Linked DNA regions of Homo sapiens: region 2 is linked to region 1. A link is a loop called in an ENCODE intact Hi-C map of the cell type or tissue named here. Cell type or tissue: IMR-90. All regions are shown on one strand.

Region 1 (2,500 bases):
AAATGTGATTTTAATGACAGTTGAAAGATTCATGATACTGGCCTAAAACAAACTCAGTGATATTGTTTGTAGAATGCTCTGATCACCAACTTTATTAGATTAAAAATGACATATCAATATCTGCTTACATGTGACCCAAAATGAAATGCTGCACCAAATAGTTTAAAAATACAAAGTTCATAATTCTAAGATCATTTCCTGAATCTGAACATCCAAAGTCAGCATTAAGTTTTACCACCATAATATAGAATAATTTATATGCCTATGTATATTTATATATGAAGAAGAAACTTTGTCTTGAAGTGAATTCAGAGAATTGGCAGCCAGCTGCCTAAATGAATCTCGTCATTTAAAATTCTTATCTTAAGAGTTTTCTATCTTAATACAGGTTCAATAGCTCTCACTTAAAATTTTACAGATCTGATGATTCAATAAAAATAGTTAAGAATTCAATAAAAATAGTTAAGAATATACTCATATTCTTAAACATAACATAAGTATATTGGCCTATGTGACATGCAATCTCTTCTCAGCTTTAAAATTCTATGAGTCTAAATTATGAATCAAGTGTTTTATGAGTGAACTGCATATCTCTTTTAGATATTTTAGGATTATTTTCATGCCTTCTCAATAGCATGTGAGGGAAATTATTATAAAGCAAGTTCATCGTTCCAATGATTTGTCTTATATTTGGGCTAAATGAGTAAATGACTCCCCAGCCTGCAGACCATAATATTTCACAGGCATTGCCAAGCAGAATAATTGCTTCCATAAAGCCTTAATTTAATTGTATTACGAAATACATGAGCCTTACTCTCCTAATGACTTCAGGAGACACGTTGCTGATGGAGTATGTTTTCTCTTGTGGACCACATATAACAAAGTGGTCCAAAAGAGAAAACATACTATATGTTATATGTTATAGCCCCATGTGTTATATGCAGTAGGTGCTCAAATTTTATATTTATTTTCAAATTTTTCTAAAACTAGGGTTTTATGATTGCAATAGTTGGGACATTGCCATAAGCCTTATAAGCTATTTGGCTGTAGCAATGCGAGGGCATAAAATTTTTCTTGCTACGGAGGAACATAATGTTCTTTGATTTTTCAAGGTATTAGTAAATGCTTATTTTTTTCAGGCATTTAACCCTACAATAATAATGCACAAAATTTCCCCCTTGTGGTCAAAATATGTAAGTGCATCTGTGAAATGTCAAATTTCTTATGCCGGTGTTTTGGGACTAATGAAATTACCATCACCTTCTCCCAAATTTTTAACAAATATATAGTTTTGATTAACTAATCACTCTATCTATCTATATATAATTCATTAATCGGGATTTTTCTGATTATATCTGTAGGATAAGAATATCTATGTGACTGTATGTGTGTGTGTGTGTAGAAAAGTCACCAAAAATTAGAGGTTTTATAACTAAAAAAAGTTAGAAGATCTCTGGCTTGTTTTACTATCAGACTTTGTTTCCTACATATGACTTTCTTTTATTGGTGTCTCTCAAATGGGTGTAGAAGTAGAAAATTCATTTCTTATGGTGGAAAGGTACTTTGGAAAATCTGATTGAATAAGGAAAAAGAAAAAAAAGTATTTGTGAGCTCGAGAGAAATGTAGGGAATTATACAAGGGTTTCTTGAACACTTTGTGAGTTCAAAAAGTTTCTCAGTTAAAAGGAGACCCTTGACAACGACATTCTAAAAATCCCATGGACTATCTTCAAAAATATGTATTGAGTCTCACTGGTACTTCAACATTCGTGATTTAAAGAGCTAAGTATCTCTACCGTATTTTTCAAGCCAGATCCATTACTTTACAAATAAAAGTCCCTTATAAATTGGCTAAGGATTATTGGTTGATTAAAGTGATTCTAAATAACTTACGTTGTGTGTTTCATGTTACTAGATCCAGTAATTTAATATCACTTTGTTGTACTACACCCACTAAATAGTTGAATTCTCATGCATATATGACCTGCATACAGCTTTCTTTGTTTAACTTTTATCGTGAATTAGATGCCTGTTTTTGAAGCAATCCAGTTTCGGTAATAAGTCACTTGTGTGTAGACTCCAGGCTTGTCCTTTTGACCACAGTTATCTCCCCAGCTTACAATTCCAATGAGATACCACGTATCTTTCAGATCCCTTGTGACTAAAGGTCCCCCAGAATCACCCTAAAAATAAAAACATAAGAAAAAAGAAAGAAAATTAGCTAAACATAAAGCTCATTATTTAAGATATTTTGATGAATCACATATTTTGTTACTAGACAGTACATGTATAGACTATCAACACAGAATAATTAATTGAGACATGGATTTTAATATTACAAAGAGCCTTAAGGTTCAACTTTCACATTTAAAAAATAAAATTTATTTTGTTAGAGTAAACAGCACTTAGTTAAAAAAGGCAAAAACGAAAAAACATGAAGAGGCTTGAAAAGCAGTTATGTCCCATGTTACCTCACGCAAGCTGTTCTCCAAGAGGTAGC
Region 2 (2,500 bases), 150 kb before region 1:
GGAAACAGCTTTTCTTATAATGGAATTTAAACTATATTTTCATAATGAATATAGTATAGAAGAAAGAACACTTTATCGGGAATTAGGAGTTCCCAGTTCTCTTGTGTAATCCTCATCTCCTAGCTCTCACAGCTATTATCTGTAAAATTTGTAACATAATCTTTAAGTTCTCTTTAGCTTAAAAGTCATTTTCTATTATTCTCTTTTATTATACACAGTTTTCTGCTCATTAACATGATCTATTTTCATTTGTTGGATATATCTTATTTAAAAGAGTCATAAGAACTATCATTTCCAAATTTCACTCATTTATTTAACAAATATTTATTCGAGTTTTGGGCAATGAGAAATAGAATAAGACAGAGCTCATAATCTCATGAAGTTTATGTTTTTTTAATAAGCAAATTTTAAGAAATGTTGTTTAAAATATATGGGAAGGCAAGAAGTTTTCATCTTAGAAAAATAATTAATTTGAGTTTATATTAAAATCTCTACACAGCAAAGAGTTAAAAGGAATATAATAAGGATATCGTTTTTCTGACATTTGAAAATGTATGTAGAGTGGATTTTTTTTAAGTAAGAGGATTCTTGAAAATAAAGAAAGAATAAACTCTTTAGAAAGGTTTTTTTGGTCTTGCATTGTTTACTTGTTGAAAATTCTTTTTGGTTAAAATTATTAAAGAAGCCAGCCTCTTCCACTTAAACTGTGAGATCTTCTGAGAGGATGTAAACAAATATGCCAAAAAGACTCTGAGCAATCTTAAGTGCGTTTTCTAGCAGCATGAACAAAGGCAGTCTGCTCAGCAAAAGAACCCTGAAAAGCAGCCAAAGCAGCAGTCTAAGTAAAAGGGAGAGAACTCAGAGGTCAAAGTGAAAGTGTTAGTGAAAGTAGCAAATCTCTTACTAGATATTGAATTACCCGGTGAGGGAGTCTATAAGCCACAGCTGAGTGCAATCACAAAGATGCCAAAAGAGATGCCAGATAGTTCATGTTAGTAGTCACAAATGCATGTAGTTTAAAAGGCGAAAAGAAACCAGCTGAGAAGTGAAACTTAAGTTTATTAAAATTTTACTAGCATATTGTCAGGATGTATTGATAGAGAAAGTATATTGTCTATTTTGTTTCAACATGCAGCACGTGTAGTGATATTTGTATTCTATTTAACGGACCTATTTAATAAACTTGGTAATAATTAATTTATATTCAGCATATTCAGTTTTCACTATTATTTCAAGGTTTTTAAATTTTAAAATATTTAATTGACAAATAAGGATTTTATGTATTCTGTTTACAACATGATGATTTGATATACCTATACATTGTGTAACGATTACAATCTAATTAATTAACACATTCATCAGAACTCGAGCTGTACATTAGATCCCCAGAACTAGTCATCTTATAACTGTACTCTTTGATTAACATCTCCCTATTTCCCCCAAACCCCAGCCCCTGGCACCGCTTGTTATATTTTTTGAATGAGGTTGACTTTTTTTCAATCATGAAATATTTGTCATTCTGTGTCTAGGTTATTTTACTTAGCATAATGCCCTCCAGGTTTATCTATGTTGACACAAATGGTGGGATTTACTTCTTTTCTATGGCTGAATAATGCTTCGTCTGTGTGTGTGTGTGTGTGTGTGTGTGTGTGTATCACATTTAAAAAAATTCATTCATCCATTAACGGACACTCAGGTTGTTTCCATGTTTTAATTATTGTGAATAAATGCTGTAATCAACACTGGGATGGAGATATCTCATTGAGATACTGATTTCACTCCCTTGGATATATACCCAGAAGTAGGATTGCTAGATCTTATAGTAGATCTGTTTTTAATTTTTTGAGGAATCTCCATACTGTTTTCCATAATGACTGTACCAATTTACCCTCCTACCAACAGTGTACAAGGGTTCCCTTTTCTCCACACACTCACCAATACTTGTCTTTTTTATAAAAGCCATCCTAACAGGTGTGAGGCATTAGCTCATTGAGGTGTTATTTAATTGTGGTTTTAATTTGCACTCTCTGGTGATTAGTGATGTTGAGCATCTTTTCGTGTACGTGTACTTGTTGGCTATTTCCATGTCTTCTTTGGAAAAATATCTATTTAGGTCATTTGCCCATTGTTAAATTGGGTTATTGGGTTTTTTTGGTATTAAATTGTGTGAGTTCCATATATATTTTGGACATATGATTATAATACCCTTAGCAGGTATATGGTTTGGCAATATTTTCTCCCATTTCATAGGTTGTCTTTTCATTTGTTCATTGTTTCTTTTGCTGTGCAGAAGTTTTTCAGTTTGATGCGGTACCACTTGTTTTTGTTTGTTTGTTTGTTTTTGCTTTTGTTGCCTATTCTTTTGGTGTCATATCCAAAAAATCATCTCCAAAACCAATATCAAGGAGCTTTTCCCCCTACATTTTCTTCTAAGAGTTTTGCAGTTTCAGATTTTACGTTTAAGTCTTTAATCCATTTTAAGTTAGTTTTTGCATATGAC

What was found. A loop is a pair of places that touch in the nucleus more often than their neighbours do. Peaks named below come from ENCODE experiments on the same cell type or tissue, not always from the same donor. Only the 100,000 strongest peaks of a DNase experiment are listed, where the experiment ranks them.
Region 2: it touches region 1 in a loop (2.7-fold over the local background); 1 of 110 quality-filtered maps calls a loop at or near these places.

Annotation. Positions count from the first base shown.
Region 1 is chr4:67,909,321-67,911,820 of GRCh38, forward strand. It overlaps TMPRSS11A (transmembrane serine protease 11A), which reads right to left. Exons shown (of 10, transcript NM_001114387.2): 10 at 75-2,183. The coding sequence ends at 2,022. Among named protein-coding and RNA genes, the nearest start is that of TMPRSS11D, 27 kb to the left of the region's middle. In IMR-90, a CTCF peak has its summit at 1,192 (motif pointing left); no DNase peak of the experiment used is centred here.
Region 2 is chr4:67,761,399-67,763,898 of GRCh38, forward strand. No RefSeq gene overlaps it. Among named protein-coding and RNA genes, the nearest start is that of GNRHR, 8.3 kb to the left of the region's middle. In IMR-90, no CTCF peak of the experiment used is centred here; a DNase peak (open chromatin) is centred at 963.